Regions from separate parts of the Homo sapiens genome. Here region 1 is linked to region 2. A link is a loop called in an ENCODE intact Hi-C map of the cell type or tissue named here. Cell type or tissue: thyroid gland. All regions are shown on one strand. Each heading gives the region's core, and the rest is flanking DNA. Links, peaks and the distances in the headings are about the cores only.

Region 1 (7,606 bases), core at 2,607-7,606, 160 kb before region 2:
TGGTCCTGGAGTACCCTGGGAAGGGGAAAGAAAGCAGAGGTGAGGGTCCCCACACTCTGGGGAGCCCTGGGTGCCCCACCTGATGCCTAGAGATGAGCAAGGTCCAAGGCCCAGTTTTCAGAGTTGGCGAGGCCAGGCTCGTTCAGGGCAGTCATTCGACTGGGCCGTGATCCTCTTTGGGTTCAGGGGCTGTTGGGGAGAGAGCACCTCCCCATGCCTCAGAGCCAGATTTGTGGACTGAAACCCTTTTGCTTCACAACCAAGCTTGCCAAGGCTGAAAACAATGGGAGAATGGTTGCTTAGTTTTGCTCCCAGAAGCACTTGGGAGGGAGTGGACCCATCCCGGGGCAGGGGCCGGGGGCTGGCACCCTCTTTGCTTTGCAGCTCCACATGCAGCGGGAGGGTCTTCATGCCACAGAGATGGATGCGGATGCACACACAGGGGCAGACGAGAGAGGGTTGTTCAGCCAACACCCACCCCACCGGCCCACCGCAGACCCACAGCCCTGGCCTCAGTCTCTGGCCGGGGCCTTCTCGCCCCACTCACAGGCCTGCGGAACTGGCTGGATCGGGGGGTGAATTAGGGTGCCTCAATGTCTGCACCGACACCGGCCTGGCAGGGAGGCGTGTCATGAGCTCTGCTAGCCCGGGGCTGGGGGCGCTGGAGCCATTGGAGCTCACGGCTTAGACATGGAGCATCAGGGCTTGCTCTGGCCTCCTCCAACATCTTCCCACGTTCCCAGTTCACAGCCTGGCCAGACCAAGTCTCTAGTTCAGCGTCTCCTGTTGTTGGCCTCAGATGAGGACAGGAGGAGTTGACTTGGGCTGTGGACAGTTTCCTGTGCTCTGAATGTATCTGTGAATGGCGGGGCATGACTTACTTCACGTGAGACAAAGAGGGGAGTAAGATGTCCTCAGGGCCCCCCTTTGCAACCACAAGGAGGGAAGGAAGGCTGCAGGCATCCATAATAGCACAGCAGAAAGAAAAAGGAGGCTGGGCGCAGTGGCTCACGGCTGTAATCCCAGCACTTTGGGAGGCCGAGGCGGGTGGATCACCTGAGGTCAGGAGTTCAAGACCGGTCTGGCCAACATGGCGAAACCCCAACTCTACTAAAAATACAACATTTAGTCCGGCATGGTGGTGGGTGCCTGTAATCCCAGCTACTCGGGAGGCTGAGGCAGGAGAATCGCTTGAAACCCGGAGGTGGAGGTTGCAGTGAGCCAAGATTGCGCCACTGCACTCCAGCCTGGGTGACAGAGCGAGACTCTGTCTCAAAAACAATAAGGAGTCAGCTCGGGCCAGTGGTTGGGCACAGCGCCACGGAGTCATGTGGCTGGCCTTGCCTCGGAGGCCTACAAACTCCTGGGTATTGGAGAAGCTCCTTAGCCTTGCCGAGTGTCGGTTTCCCCGTCTGTACCACGTGTGTCTGCCTCCTTGACCGTGCCAGGTTTCCATGCATGAATGCGTAGCAAGCATTTGGTGCTGAGCCTGACGCGTAGGAAGTGCTCAATAAATGTTAATATTGGCAGGGAAGGCTTATTTTTTTTCCCCACATTTTCCCTTAAAGTTAGGATACTGATTTTATGAGGAAAATAAAGACTCAGTTCCTAAGGGACAGAGTGTATGAATTTGTACTGCTTCCCTCGGTCTAACATAAAAGGGAGAAGCCATTGAGAGGAAAGTCTTGGTTTCTCTGATTGCAACCACAGATCATCCCCGAGCCCTGCCCGCACCTGAGACAGGTTTGCTAGGTGGGGAAGGATGGAGAGGGAGGGACTGTGGCGAAGGAGCAAAGCCATAATAACTCCTGGAAGCCAGGGCATGCTCTCTGCATGTAAGGGTTTACAGTGTGAACTCCATCAGTGCAGGGAGGTGGGGGGCTCTGAAGAAGTCTGTCATCTTGGGCAAGCCATGTCATCTCCTATTTATGAGGGCACAGAATAGGCATTCAGTAGGATGGGGCTCTCACAGAGGTCTATCTTGACCCTCCTACCTCTAAAAGCTCTGGGCTTCTCTTGGTGCCGGTTGCAAGTGCCCCCGGCCACCTGGGAAGACCTGTGAGCCTGTGCTTCAGTGTGTCCCCTACGCTGCACACATGAACCCTGGCAAGGTCTCGCCTCCCCTGAGGGTGGCTCCAGCCAGCTAACTAGAACTCCATGCAGGCCATGGGCAGATGTGGCCTTGAAAGCCCTCTGCAGGACAGAGCAGGGCCTCCCTGGCTGGAAGGGGCTGGGTGCACAGAGCTCTCGTGATGGTGTCCGAGCAGGGACTCGAGACTTGAGGGCGAGTGAGCTCAATACCCTGGGAAGGTTGACCTCAGAGGGCGCTCACGGGAGGGACCGGAGGTGGACAGGAGGGAATTTTCCTCTGATCCTTCAGTTGTTAGTCATAAGCAGAAGGGCCAGGTGCTTTCTAGTCAATAGTAAATGATGCCTGTTTTCTGGAATCAGAAAGAATGGAGGAAGAGAGGACCCAAGTGTGCCTCACTTGCTCTGTAGTGAACTGCCATGTTGGGTTGCAGGGCGACTGTGCTGTCATAGGCAGTGCAAGGGTGGTTAGAACGTGCATAAGACACAGAGCTGGGACTGGCTTCTATGCTTCTGCAGGCTACTCCTGTCCTCAGCCTTCAAAGCTGTCCTACCCCACATATACCAGACTGGTGGCTGCACAAGACTAGGAGGCCCTCGTGGGAAGACAGGAGATGGACAGAGCTCACAGCATGAAGACAACACAGCATGACGGGCACACACAGACACTGGTGTGTTTGGTGGGGAGAGGCCATGGCTCAAACCTCCAGGGCTGGGCACCCAGGCTGGACTCAGCATTCCTGTGGAATCAGGAGCGGTGCTGCTGGAGTGGCCTCCCACCCCACACCTGGCAGGTTTGAGGTCCCTGGGTGTATTCTGTGGACAGGGGCATTCAGATGAAGGCCAGCCATATTTGGTCAAGAGGCCAGAAAAGGCACTTCAGAGCATCAGTGGCACCTTTCTGGTGTCGGAGGTGGGACCAGGCATGATTCACTGGGAAAATGAGGCCACAGTGGGACAGACAAAAGGGATCACAGGCCAGGTGTGGAGTGGAGTGGGGTGAGGGGTGATGGAGAAGTGACACTCACCGGTGGCCCAGGCCTGCCGTCCAAACCTGAAGCTCCCTGGACGAAGGGCACAGTTTGACCAAAAGAAGGGGAAGAGAGGATTGGGAGGGAGAAAAAGGGAACAATGGGGAGGGAAGAGGTGAGTAAAGCAGTGACTCTGGACAGACATAAATGCTGGTAATCAAACACAACTGGAGAAATAAGCTTGGGAGGACACGGAATGGTATTTACATGGAAACCAACGAAAACATGGAGACACTGAATGCAGTGGCTGGCTGCTGAGCAGGCTGGGTGGAGGTCGGCGCAGATGGCCACCTGCTCCTCCCGCCCCCCTTCTCCTCTCTCCCTTTATTCCCTCTCAGAAACCCCTCTCCCTTCAGTGTTATGGGGAAAGGGATACAGAAAGGAATGCTTAGAGAGATGTCTTGGAATCAGAGCTGTGCACCCTTCCCAGGACAGGTTTCACTGGGGAGGGGCCCCAGGTGAGGACGGCTCTCCCAGCCTCTTTGCATTCCTGTTTGGATCAGGCCATGCTGGGGTGCCCCTGAGGGTCTCAGCCCTGGGTGACAGCACCCAGTTGTGAAATCTGGGTAGGAGTTGTTCTGCTTATCCTTCACCCTGGGGGAATGAGTTGGCTCTTAGATGATATTACAAATGATGCCTGACATTTCGCTGGCACTTTACAGTCTGAGATGCTCAACCTAAACTCGATCCATTCATATGCTCCCAGACAAGGGCTCTTGTGTAGGCAAAGGCTTTGGAGGCAGCGGCCTGGGACAGAGGTCTAAGGCCATGTATTTCCCAGAGCAAATGGGCAGCAGGTGGGAAGCTACTGAGACCAACCTGCTATCAGCACCCTTACTTGCTCTTGTCCAGTGAAATACAAGGTTGGTGGGTCGGGGGTGGGGTGGCACTCCTGTTCCAACCCTGGGTTATGAAGCTGCCTCTGAAACCCACCCAGGAAAACCCAGGGACCCTTTTCTAATGATTCCAATGTGACAAGTCAGGGAGAAGGCAGCGGCAATACTCTGGCCTGGTAAGGACTGAGTGCTTGAAAACTGCTTCCAACTGAGCCTCAGCCTCAGAATTTCAAATGAAAAGGAAGTCCCAAGAAGGAGGCAACGAGCTGCTGCTTCATGGAAAAGGTGTTGGGTAGAAGGACTCTGCAGGGACTCTTCTCAGATTTAGGACCACACGATTCTGGGACCGACCTTGACTCACTGGGCTAGAGAGCTGTGGTTCTCAGCCCTGGCAGCACATTAGAATCTCTTGGGGGCAATGTTAAATAAAACAGATGCCTGGGTCCCACCCCATCCCAGCCCGATGCAATTCAAAATCTCCAAGAGTGAAGCCCGGGGTGATGGTGAGTTTGAAAAGCTCTCAGGGGATTCCAGTGTGCAGCCAGCATTGAGAATTGCTTCTGCAGGGCAAATGGGGGAACACTCCAGGATATGCCTGGAGAAGCAGGCTGCTACTACATAGAATAAAACATCCAGGTGAAACCTGGAAACAGAATGGTAGCTAAATATCCATGTACTTTAAAAAAATGCAGCATTAAAACTCAGTTGTCTTGAGAGGTCTGGAGCAGAAAGCACAAATTAGAGGCTTTCAGGCCATATGTGGGCCACTGACATATTTTTTATGGTCTGCAGTGTTGCAAATAATTTTGATCTAATATTAGAAAATGGAAAGATTTCACATAAAACACCAGATGTTTAACTTCCTTTGAAAAATAGGAAGATCCAGAAATACCAGCTCCGCCTTCCTCCAAGGCAACAGTCAGCTGAGCTGAGAAGGGACGGTTCCCCTTAAGAAGGGATACACGGTCTCTAGTGCACCACAGTCCCCTCCACTCCCTAGTGTCTCCCTCAGGTTTGTGTCAGTTGTCTCATATGAATGCTTGTTCTGTTGTTTACTTAAACTAAAAAAAAATACTTCTCTGTACCCATGCCTCTATCAAAAGTGAGAAAATTAATGATAGAGTAGGTACTTTGTCTTTCATCTGGCACTTTCCTTGTTTATATTAATATTACCTGTTTGGTCGCTGTGCCTTTTGCATTTCAACCCCTGACTGAATTCTCGAGTGTTCATCAAGGTCGTTGGGGCCATGAATGTGGATAAGAAGAGGTTTGTGGTTGAGTGGGGCAGGAAGGCTCTTTAATAGTAAGGAGCACTTAATCATTCCAGACACAGCTTAAGACATGGGAAAATGCCTGCTAAAGTCATCAGTTTTCTGTAGTCTGTCAAGCAGATTGGCTTCTTAAATATTCCTACCTCGAATGCATTCATGAGGGTATAATTATACCTCCTGCATTTGCTGTTTGGTTGCTGTGATTGTATTAACCAGGCCTTCAAGCTCTGCCAAGCGGGGGTAACTGGGCTTTCCATTGTTTCTCTGCTCTTTATGGCTACCTGGGGTGGGAACTGGCCTTGAGCCCAGGACAGAGGAAGCCTGAGTGGCTGGAAGGAGTCGCTTTGCAAGGCCATGGCCTCAGATCAGCCTCTGGCTTGGCCACCAACTTTGTATGTGACCTCCAGTGACCCACTTTCTTCTCTGGGACCATCAGTGAAATGATGGGATGGATCGCTAACATCCCTTCCAGCTCTTGGAAGAATGCCAACCTCAGTGGAGGGTTAGGGGGCATGGAGCCCGGGCTCCAGGGAGGGTGGTGGGATGCGCTCACCTGTACACAGGTGAGGCAGTGAAGAGGCCATCAGCCCTATCCAGCCCAGCCCCATATCATGACATGTGAACACCTTCTGAGCAGCTCCCCACCTCTGACCTGGGGCTTCTGGCTCTGGGCAGGCTGAGATCAGAGATCTCCACGAACCCAGGAGATGAACGGCCTTGGCCTGCTGGGACCACAAAGTCTGACTTTGTCTGTGCCTTTCTGCAATGACCAGTGCTTAAGAGGGGGGAGCAAGAGTTCTCTTGGGGTCCCTCTGGGAAAATGGACTGTAATGGAGACTATCTTCTTGTCCCACTACTTCCAAACCCTCCAAGCTTGGCCCCGTAAAGGCAGCAGGCTTTGATTGCTTCTGAACCAGGCTCAAGCAGGGCCTGAAGCTGCCCTCCCAGCTCAGTGCCCCTTGGGGTGGGGGAGCCTGTCTTCTTCAGCATTGCCTTTCCCCAGCACCAAGGTGGGGCCTGGGCCCAGAGGAGGAAGAGAATCAGAGCCTGTGGTCTTGCCCAGGTGGGAAAGACAAACCACATGGAACTCTGGATGCTCAGACTCTAGAACCTTAGCTTTCCGCTGGCTGTCCCCCAGTCCCAGCCCACACCCCTGGCCCATCAAACCCACCAGTCTTGCTGGGTCCAAGGTACTTACGGGTAGTCCCAGGGGACCACGGTCTCCTTTTTCTCCCTGGAAGCCTTTCTCTCCTTTTGCTCCATCTAGTCCTGCTTCCCCCTGGAGGAAAGGGAGAGGGGACGAGATCACACAAGGACATGTCCCAGACAATTCATTCTTGCATTCTGGGGTCCTGGAGGCTGGGGTGGCATTTGTAGAGGAAGGAGGGGTCAGGGTGGCAGGCTGAGGATACCAAGAATCCCTGAATTCTTAGCCTACTCTCGCCTCAGTTAGTAGCCCCTGTATCCTGTGGGAGCTTTGAGAGCCCCACAGAGAAAAGGACTAGGTGGCCTGGGGACAAACCCACAGGTCAGGCCTTGGCACAGGTGCCCAACTGCATGGCAGGAGAATGGGAACCTTACAGAGATTTGCTCAGATGCCTGAGATGCTACCTCCAGAGCCCTGAGGCTCACAGCCTAGTCGGGAGAACAAACTGCCCCGAAGTCTCTTGAATACCAGGGCATGAGGAAAGGGCCATTGTCACATCAACAGCCCCCAGCCCCCTCATCCATTTGAAATGGTTCAGGGGAGGCCGGGAGAGCCCAGTGCAGAGTCCCCCCAAGCTTGACCCAGGGAGGGGTCCCACCCTATGTTGCTGTCTCTCTCCCACCTCTACTCGGCATGAGTGAAGGGGCCAGGGCAGGTTTGATGGGAAAAGGATTTTAACCATTGGCTAAGAATCTAACCTGTCCCTTTGTGGGGTGACAGATGGGAAGCTTCTGAAGCCAAAGCACACCAGGTGTCAATGATGGATGCTAAAGGGAATCTAGGACTTCCTCCTGCCCTGACTGGACCCCCTTGGCTGGAGTGTCACCTAATGCCTTCTAGGAAAAAGGGTCAGCTGGTCTCAGGTGCACTTTCCCTCTTTTCTACTAGCACTGACACAGCGCCTGTCATGTGACTTCTCCTTACCTTTGGTCCAGGAACACCTTGGAGCCCCTGCATTTGGAATAAAGCAAGGTGCATTAGAACTGCATCTCTAGTTAACACAACTGCCTAGTCCACAAATGGATCACAGAAGAACAAGGGTTTTGGGTGCAGAGTATGGTTTGGGGTCCCTGCCCATGAGAGGTAGAAAGAAATGCTAAGTGGGGGTCATGCTTGGGGCTTCCTAGGGAATAGTCTGAGCCAGTCTTTTCCAGCCAGGGCTCACAGAAAATC
Region 2 (10,490 bases), core at 2,732-7,731:
AGCTCAGAGTTGGGGGAAGTAGGATGTGAAAGAAACGAACTGTTACACAAGGTGGAGAGAAGTAAGGGCAAGTGAGAATTGGGGTGGGAGCCCTGTGTTTTCAGAATCTCGGGGAAAGGGGTGTGTGGGGAGGTAGGGCTGACAGGATTCACGGTGAGGGGTGGCTTGGGGCTTACCCTTCGAGGGTGAGAGTTTCACTCTGGGGAGAGGGTGGAAGACTTCTGGGCTGAGAGGCAGTGGGAGCTGAGACGCAGAATGATCCAAAGCCACATGTTCATCCCTTCTTCCATCTTCCTCTGGCCATGTTTCCACCACTGGGTTTCTGCCTCTCAAACTCAAAGGGGATTGTGAAAACATCATACTCAAGGGGCGAAGGGTTGAAACTGAGCCTTCATGGGTCACATTATGGCCCTTCTCCCTAATTAAGTTCTTGTGTTTTTGGTTAGGGTTCTTCTTTCTTTGAGCCAATCTGACAAGCTCAAAGCGAAGCCAAGAATTACATACCTTTATAGTAGCATGATTTATAATCCTTTGGGTATATACCCAGTAATGGGATCGCTGGGTAAAATGGTATTTCTAGTTCTAGATCCTTGAGGAATCGCCACACTGTCTTCCACAGTGGTTGAACTAGTTTACATTTCCAATGACAGTGTAAAAGTGTTCCTATTTCTCCACATCCTCTCCAGCATCTGTTGTTTCCTGACTTTTTAATGATCGCCATTCTAACTGGGGTGAGATGGTATCTCATTGTGGTTTTGATTTGCATTTCTCTGATTGCCAGTGATGATGAGCATTTTTTCATGTGTCTCTTGGCTGCATAAATGTCTTCTTTTGAGAAGTGTCTCTTCATATCCTTTGCCCACTTTTTGATGGGATTGTTTGATTTTTTCTTGTAAATTTGTTTAAGTTCTTTGTAGATTCTGGATATTAGCCATTTGTCAGATGGGTAGACTGCAAAAATTTTCTCCCATTCTGTAGGTTGCCTGTTCCCTCTGATGGTAGTTTCTTTTGCTGCGCAGAAGCTCTTTGGTTTAAGTAGACCCAATTAGTCTATTTTGGCTTTTGTTGCCATTGCTTTTGGTGTTTTAGTCATGAAGTCCTTGCCCATGCCTATGTCCTGAATGGTATTGCCTAGGTTTTCTTCTGGGGTTTTTATGGTTTTAGGTCTAACATTTAAGTCTTTAATCCATCTTGAATTAATTTTTGTATAGGGTATAAGGAAGGGATCAGTTTCAGCTTTCTACATATGGCTAGCCAGTTTTCCCAACACCATTTATTAAATAGGGAATCCTTTCCCCATTGCTTGCTTTTGTGGGGTAGATTGCATTGTTGTAGATGTGTGGTATTATTTCTGAGGGCTCTGTTCTGTTCCGTTGGTCTATATCTCTGTTTTGATACCAGTACCATGCTGTTTTGGTTACTGTAGCCTTGTAGTATAGTTTGAAGTCAAGTAGCGTGATGCCTCCAGCTTTGCTCTTTTGGCTTAGGATTATGGCAATGCTAGCAAACCTGCTAGCAAATATTACAGCTACCAAGTCTACCTGTCACAAATTGGCCACGTTGGATGACATTAGGCACAAGTTGTGATCATTACCATCTCCACATTGTATGTGGTTAGGTTTTGAGCACAAAGGATTTGAGAAGAGGGGAGAAATAAACCTGTTTCCAAAAGAGGTGATGATGGTGGGGACATAGGAGCATGGGCTAAGTGAAGGTATGGTCTAAAAAGGAGAGAGGTCGGTGAAGAGATGAAGCAGATATAGGAACTCTATATAAGAACATAGAAGCTGAATATTGTATTGAAGCTCTGCTGTGTGACCTGGGACCACCACCCAACTTCTCTGTTCTTTATTTAGGAGGGATAAAAACATTGGAAGCTCTGATAGTGGGTGATGATGAATTAGTGATCAAATACTGCATAAGAAATCCCCCAAAACTTTGTGATTTAAAACAAAAATAATCATTCATGATCTTTCACAATTTCTATGCATCAGAAATTATTTGTGACTTGGCTGAAGTTCTAGCTTGGGTCTCATGTGAGGCTGCAGTCAGAGGTCAGTCCAGGCTATACTTATCTAAAGGCTTGACTGGGGCTTGAGGATCCACTTCTAAGGTGGCTCAATGGTGTTTCGTGGCAGGACTCAGTTCCTCTCCATGTGGACTCCAAGGCTTCTTGAGTATCCCCAACACATGGCTGCTGTCTATCCCCAATGCTAGGTATCCAAGAGACCAAGGTGGAGGCTGCAATGTCTTTTATGGTCTGCCCTTGGATGCCACACAATCTCATTTCTGCTGCGTTCCATTGGTCACACAAGTCAGTCCTGATTTAATGTGGGAGGGGACTACCAAAGGCATGAATATCAGAATATGAAGATCACTGGAGGCTAACTACTGTAGTGCTCCCTCTAGCTGCAATGATGCAAGACCCTCCCACGTGCAAAATATACTCACCCCTTCCTAAGCTCCTCAAAAGTCTCATCCCATTATGGCATCAACTCAAAGTCCACAATCTCATCTTCTACAGCAAGTCCAGGTGTGGATAAAGCTGCTCAGGGGCAGGTGGCAGGCTGCCACCATGGTAAAAACATAATCACTGTCAATATGGAGTCTCTCTTCTTTTCCGTAGTGGCATCTAACTTCCTGGAGGCTCAAGGGGCGTCCAGGCACCTAGTCTTCAATGTCATTTGTGATGCCCATCACTGTGCCTGTCCTTGTTCATTGGTCCCTGCAGGTTGTCCGTTTGCAGGGCCCTTGCTGATCTGCTCTTCTTGTCCAGTCCCATGCTGCTCTTACGAGCAATGAGGTCATTCTGTTTTCCAGGTCCATGCTAGTGTTTGGGAAAGCTCTGCCAGGCTGACTAGGACTTTGCTGCTGGAACAGTCCATGAAGCTATTTCTCTTGCCTGGGGTCTTGCCACCTCCCAGTGCTCTCTGGATAATGGGACCCAGGTCTCGTCTCCTCTCAGGTCCTCCAGTTCTCTCTGGTACCCTCTTCTGGAAACCACCATTATCTATACTCTTGTGACTCCTGACCTCTCTCAACTTTCCACTCCACCCCCAAGATGGGAGCCCCTTTACAAATCTGAGAGATGGAAGCATTGCCTTGCTCATGTTTTCTTCCAAATTTTGCTGGTATGGGGATTTTCTTCTGCCTCACTGGCCCAAGACTTTTCAACTCAAAGTCAAGAGACTCCTTGCTCTGCTTTCTGGGGTCACACCTCTTCTCTGAGACAATGAGCACAGGACAGAATTTGGGTGATGGTGAGAAGGAAAGGGGCAAAGTGTGAAAAGGAGAAATGCCAGAGGGATAAAACATTGGTTAATATTTCCAAACACTAACCTCTGTCAAGGTTTCCCCTGAAACTCAGACAAGACCTGTGAAAGTAATGCTGCTAGTCACAGACAGATCCAAAATGAGAATCTGGAGCCTCTTTCTGCACGCTCAAATACAGTCTTTGATCACCTATTTGACTTATGCTTAGGAATGGGTCTGGGCACAGAAATGTATTTGAGCACATGGTCTGGGATGAACCCCTCATTTGGGTAGGCTGTCGACAGCAAAGATGCCAAGGGAACCTGACATCTGGACAGAGAATGATGAGAAGACCTGCAAGACCACCAGTCTGATCAAACCATCCTGGGAGAGGAAGAATTTCAAATAAGTTTCCATCAATTACACATGAACATTGGGTGGCTGCGAATTGCCAGGCAAGCACTTTGGGGAGCTCGGAGGAAGGCAGGTGAGCCAGGTCATGGCTGAATCTTGAGGACCAATATTGGCCTGGAGGAAATCTTGGGGAGAAGGCAGATCTGGTGAGGGGTCAGGAAATCTTATGAGATAAGGGAGGGTGGGAACAACGGAACATTTATTCTAGGGGAGAGACTAAGATCTCTGAAGGGCTTCCAGGTAGTACTTGCTCTAGGATTCCCTGTAGGACCTTAGGGAATCAGAGAGTGAGACTTCACTATTGAAGGAAAAGCTTAAGGATTTGAAAATGTTTGGAAATGGAAAGACTTCCTTAAAGGTAGCGAGTTCACTGTCAGTGGGATGATGACGCAGAGGATGGATGAACTATTGATGGTGAGACAGACCCTTGGATGGAATATCGCATGAGAACTCAGAGGTCTCTGCCTTGCTAAGATGTCATGATTCTTCACATCCACTGAGTTCTGATACCTCCCACCTCATTCATTTCCATTCCACTAACCCATATCTTGTGGTAACTCACGTGCTGTCTGAAGACATCACTGATGGTGAAAAATGAGTTTGCTGAGAGATAGAAAGTATATATGAGATCACAAGGGAAGGGCTCGCCCTGCTGATGAGAACAGACTGTTTCTGAACCTTCCTTCATGTGTAAGCAATCACCACGGTAATTGACATCATTGTTCACTCTCAACTCACTACAACCTTGCCTCCTCCTCTTTCCAAGAAAGTTGAGGTCATCAGATATGAATTCTCAATTCCCAGGCATCCTCACCATCAAGTCTTGCCCTAGCCAGACTCACCCTGCCTCCCTCCCTGCAGCCTCAGAGGATGAGGTGTCTCTCTGTTCAAAGCCAACCAGCCCACCTGTGTCTTTGACCTCCAATTCTCCTGCCTCCTCCAACAGGCTACCTCATCAGTCATCCTTCCCTCTCCTGGATCTTCCAGGACTGGACTCTCCCAGTCCACTGGCTGCTTCCCCTCTGCCTAAAAATATACTCGAGCTCTCACATCCAAAAAATGAAATCTTCCCCTGTCTTCCTCTAGCTTTTATCCAAATATCCCTTCTCCCCGTCTCATCCAGCCCTCTTAAAAAAGTATGGTTGACCCTTGAACTATGTGGTGCTTAGGAGTGCTTACCTACTGTGCAGTAAAAAATATGCATATAAGTTTGACTCCCCCTAAATTTAACTACTAATAGGTTACTGTTGCCTAGAAGCTCCATCTAAAACATAAATGGTTGATGAACACATATTTTTGTATGTTATATTTATTATATACTGTATCTTTATAATAAAGTAAGCTAGAGAGAAGAAAATGTTAAGAAAATCATAAAGATGAGAAAACATATTTATTATTCATTAAGTGGAAGAGGATCATCATAAAGGTCTTCATCCTCATTGTCTTCACTTTGAGTAGGCTGAGGAGGAGGAAGAGGAGGAGGAGGAGGAAGGAAAAGCATGGGTCTTGCTGTCTGAGGGGTGGCAGAGGTGGAAGAAAATCTGCTTATAAGTGGACCCACGCAGTTCAAACCCATGTTCTTCAAGGGTTGCCTGTAGTCTACACCTGCAGTTCTCCACTTGCCCAGCATTTACTCAAACCTCAGTCCACAGCAAACTGGTCAACTGGAGTTGCTCATAACTGCTCTGAATGTAATGACCCTGATTGACAAATCCAATGAGTATTTCTCAATGCTTAGCTTCTGGTTCTCACTTTTAATTTTAAAAAGTATTGAATGCTTCTCTTCTGGAACTCTCCTCTCTGTGGTCTTTGATAACAGGCTCTTTAGGCTCACCTGAGGTCTCTTGCTGTCTTCCCTGTCTCCTTCAAGGGCTCTGTGGTAGCCAGTTTCCAAGATGGTCACCAAAGACGCCCACCTTCTGGAGTTCACCTTGCATAGCCACCTCCCCCATTGTACCAGTTGGACAATGTGACCAATAGAATCTGACTGAAGTAATGGTATGTCATGTCCAAGATTAGCTTATAAAAGACAGTGTGGTTTCCATTTGGTCTTTCTCTCATTCTGTCTCATGGATCACTTACTCTGGGAGAAGCCAGCTGCCGTACATTGAGGACACTCAGGCTTTCAAGTGTCTCGAGAGGCCCACTTGGCACGGAACTGAGTCTTCCAGCCAATAGCCAGTGACGAATGAAGGACTCCAACTAGCAGCCATATGAGTGAGCCCTCTTGGAAGTGGAGCCTCCCCCAGTTGAGATGACTGCAGCGCTGCCCATCAGCTTGACTGCAGCCTCACAAGAGAGCTTGAGTCAGAACCATCCAGCTAAGCTGTGCCCAGATTCCTAAACCTCAGAAATGGTGACAAAATAAATGCTTATTGCTTTAAACTACTAACGTTTTGGGGCAACTTGTTACTAGGAACTAGTAAGACTGCCTTTTCTATACGTGAAGTTCCATGAATGTTGGTGAAATACTGTCATACGATCTAATTTCCGCCAATGGGACCTGAGGAGTAGCCTGCCAGGTGTTATTGATTTTTGTGTTTTTGTTGTTGTTGTTGTTGCTGTCAATAAGTTTACAGTCTTTATCTGAAAATTTCTCATACAAAATTGGGTTAGCTCTCAGCAGCCCGCTCTTGAGCTCTGAAAAAGCTTGCCTTCTTTTGAGCTACCTGATCTTTATTCTGAACAAGGGACATTTTGGGGCAGTACCACCTCTTCTTTTTAACTTCTTTCTTGGGCTTCTTCTCCCAGGCTGGATTCTCTTATATAGCAGCATGAGCTTTCTTATACATCTCTTCCATCATGTCTGGGGTTACGCCGTTCTTTATGTATTGACAGAACTATTCCTTTTGAGCATCTTCATCTTCCTCCATTAAGTAGCAAGAGTAATCTGCAACATTCTGGCCCATGATATGCTTCTGGTGTACTTCTGCATTAAATTCCTTGCTTTCAGAATCATAACTAGGGAGGCATTTGGTACTGTGAGGGATAGACAAGCCTCCATCCACACCTCCCTTCAGTGCCCCCAAAACTTTATTGCGGTTCTAGCAAGGCCTGCATCCAAATAGCAGGTAAAGGCACCTGGCTGACCATCAATGCCTTCCACATTGTATTCATCTCCAGTCACCGCCACTTGGTGTTCACAGATCTTTTCCATGCCAAACTTATTGAGAAGCCTGTGGGCCAGCAGCAGGACAGTACAATACATTGCAGCATCATTTGTCAGGCCAAACTTCATGCCATATTTTGGCAGTTCATGTGCATATGCTGTGCAGACTATCATATCCCCTTCTAGATGGGAGTAAGCAATCTGACAAATGATATCTCTATTTGTTACACAAACTATCATCCTGTATTTGGCTGTGTCATGTTTATTTTTATCCTGTATCACCAGTGTTTCTGAGCATAATAATCAGTTTTACCCTATCATCTTCTTCTAAATTTCACTTGGTACCTCTTAAAGTAGGACTTATTCTTAACAACTTTAACAAACTCTATCCTGTGGGACAGAGGCTCGACAGAGACCTGCAGGCCCAGCAGCACTCCTGGGTGTTTTGAGAAAGGTTTCTCTCTGATAAAAAGAGGGAGATGAGTGAAAGACTCTCCTTCTGCCTTCCAGCTTTTAAGTGTCATCATGCAGGCGTGATTTTTGGAGCTACACAATTTGCCATTCTGGAAAGTACATTTTCCCCCCATTATCCTCCTGGGATAAGGTAAGCATGGAAAATATGCCCTTCTTGGGGGCTGAGTAGTTTTCTCAAACTGTAGAATTTTGCAAGCCCAAGAGTTAAACCTTGAACAACGGTTTAAGTCTAAGCGCCTGATTTTTGCGGGGAGGGGAAAGGTGCAATATAACTAACTTTAAAATGTAACAGTCTTCTTATCTATTTGATTCTGGAAAATTCCATATACCAGTAGCCTCATCCATAGTTTTAATTTTAAACATACATTTAAAATTTTCTGAACCTCTCTCTTGTCCACATTGACCTCCAGTTTCTTTCTTTCTTTCTTTTTTTTTTTTTTTTTTGAGACAGTCTCGCTCTGTTGCCCAGGCTAGAGAGCAGTGGTGCAATCTTGGCACACTGCAAGCTCCGCCTCCCGGGTTCACGCCATTCTCCTGCCTCAGCCTCCCAAGTAGCTGGGACTACAGGTGCCTGCCACCACGCCCGGCTAATTTTTGTATTTTTTAGTAGAGATGGGGTTTCACTGTGTTAGCCAGGATGGTCTCGATCTCCTGACCTCGTGATCCACCCGCCTCGGCCTCCCAAAGTGCTGGGAACTCTACTTTCTTTAAGCCAGTAAGTTTTGGCATACTTTATTGTAAGTAACTTAAACCTATCAGACTTAGGTGTGAGCACATTTCCTCCAGTCTCTTTGCCTGAGTCAGCATGTCTAATAAAAAAGATTCATCTCTTAGTCCATTCGCAATTTTCAATAATGGATATGACAATGATATCATCAATTTGATCCTTGCCACCAGGCTAAGATTTTTCTCTGGCTGCATTTCAAGTTTTTTGCTTCATCATTTGTTTTTAGCATTTTTACTTGATGTGCCTTGGTGTAGTTTTCTTTGTGTTTATCCTGACTGAAATTCATTGAGTGTCTTGGATCTATGGGTTTATAGTTTTCATCAAATTTGGAAAATGTTTGGCCATTATTTTTTCAAAGATATAGTTTTTTGAGAGAGGGTCTTCCTCTGTTGCCCAAGCTGGAGTGCAGTGGCACGATATTGGCTCACTGCCACCTCCGCCTCCTAGGTTCAAGCAATTCTCCTGCCTCAGCCTCCTGAGTAGCTGGGATTACAGGCGCCCACCACAACGCCTGGATAAGTTTTGTATTTTTAGTAGAGACGGGGTTTTGCCATGTTGGCCAGGCTGGTCTCGAACTCCTGACTTCAGGCCTGCCTCGGCCCACCTCGGCCTCCCAAAGTGCTGGGATTACAGGTGTAAGCCACCACACCCAGCCTGTTATCTTTCTTTAAAGAGTGTTGAGTTTTATTCCAGCAACTTATTTGAAGATTGGCTTGGTCCTTTCAAGACTTGTCTTTAAACTTAAGATGGGTCTAGGATAGCCTTCACTCTAGGATGGAGGCTTGTTAGTTTAGCTCTACTCCTACGGTGCAGCCTTTCTGAGTTTTCCACTAAATATTCTGAGGGCTCAATGAGGTCTCTCCACTCTGGTTGGCCCGAACTTGAACATCTCCCAACTCTGAGCACAGAATATTGTTCAGCTTACAACTCCCAAATAAGTACTCTTTCTCCAATATTTGTTCTTTGTCCAACCTCATGGAATCTCATCCTACTCATGCACACCTAATTTTTAGCCAAAGACTCAAAGTGCCTCCTATGCAGTTTCTGAAGCTCTTTCTCTGCATATGTCTCTTCAGTATTCTGCTCCACAAATTCCAGCTGCACAGCTCTTGGAATTGTGATCTCTGACCCCTCAAAACAGTGAGGCTTCTGTGCTCTGCTCTCCTTCCTCGTCCTAGACCCATGGTCTGCTAAATGCCTCTGGCCAAAAAGTCAGGTTGATCACGGAGTTCATCTTATTTGTTCACTTTCTCTCAGGGAACACAGTCCCATTCTGAGGGTTAGTCAGTGTCTGAAAACAGCTGTTTCATATATTTTATCCAGTGTTCTACTTGTTTATGGTGGGTGACGGCTAGGCCCAGTATCTGTTATTCCATCATTGTCCACAGCAGAAGTCCACACAGGATAAGTTTAAATCAGCCTTAGGGTTAGGAAGCAGTTGCCTCTTCCAACCCCACAAGCACTAACTAGTGGACATTTAATTCCCTTTTCAATTCTGCTTCTTAACAGGCCAATTATTTTCTGAGCCTATTCCTTTCTTGTATCCTACTAAACACAGCCAAAGACAGGCATTTCATCTGTGAACAAATTGTTTCCTAATCTCTTCCCCTGGGGCTACCCATCCTTTGGGTATGTCATCTGCCTTCTATGTTATCACAAGGCATATGCTTACGGATGAACTGAGGTGGCAGAGCTGAAATAGGTAAAGATTTGGGTCCCCAATATCATATTGAGATGACGAAGAAGCTACTTCCAAATGGATTAAGCACCTACTTCCAAATGTATTCAAATGAAATAAATAAATAAATGATCTTATTGTTTGAGCAACTTTTGAGTGTGTTCTGTTCCTCACAACCTACATCACCTTGATGAACGCATAGGTGGGCCCCTCCCCTTCTGTGCTTCCTAAAGCTCATGCCCCTCAGGTCTTAACTCCAGCCTGCATCTTCCTCCATAGGGGTGAGTCCAGATATTCACCTGCTGGCTGGTCATTGCCACTGGAAGTCCCACCCGCAGCTTCCTCCAACCCCACATCCAAAATGGATCCTAGTTTTCCCCTCCTAAACTTCCTTCACCCAGAATACTTCATCTCAGTCAAGGGTAGCACCTTCCACTCATGCTGTAAGTCTGGCTTTCATCCTAAGATTCTCCCTCTTTCTTCTGTCCTTGTATCTGAAAACCACCAAGACCTACTATTTTAGCTCCCTAAGTGTTTCTCAAATACATCCCCTTCTCTCCATTCCCCCAACCACTTCTCTAGGACAGTCTCCTGACATTTCTCTCCTACTCCCAGCTGATCCCCCAGCTTCCATGCATCCTTCATACCACTTCTGCACCAGCACCTTTTCTAAAACACAAAATTATCTATATCTCTCCCCTGCTTGGAACCTTTCACGTTTACATGATGAAGTCCAAACTCTTACCAAGGCTTACAGGCCTCCAGGGTCTGGCTTCTGCTGACCGCTCCAGACCCAACATTTGCCACTACCCGTCTTCACGTTACATCCCATCAAC

Evidence for each region. A loop is a pair of places that touch in the nucleus more often than their neighbours do. Peaks named below come from ENCODE experiments on the same cell type or tissue, not always from the same donor. Only the 100,000 strongest peaks of a DNase experiment are listed, where the experiment ranks them.
Region 1: a loop joins it to region 2, with 2.2 times the contacts of the local background. A loop is called at or near these places in 1 of 110 quality-filtered maps.

What each region holds. Positions count from the first base shown.
Region 1 is chr10:69,936,534-69,944,139 of GRCh38, reverse strand. It overlaps COL13A1 (collagen type XIII alpha 1 chain), which reads right to left. Exons shown (of 41, transcript NM_001368882.1): 33 at 7,358-7,384; 34 at 6,425-6,505; 35 at 3,117-3,152; 36 at 1-15. Among named protein-coding and RNA genes, the nearest start is that of LINC02636, 69 kb to the left of the region's middle. In thyroid gland, for the core only: no CTCF peak of the experiment used is centred there; DNase peaks (open chromatin) are centred at 4,459, 4,931, 5,209 and 5,519; H3K27ac peaks cover 2,181 bases.
Region 2 is chr10:69,775,630-69,786,119 of GRCh38, reverse strand. It overlaps the pseudogene RPL5P26. Among named protein-coding and RNA genes, the nearest start is that of COL13A1, 21 kb to the left of the region's middle. In thyroid gland, for the core only: no CTCF peak of the experiment used is centred there; a DNase peak (open chromatin) is centred at 5,839.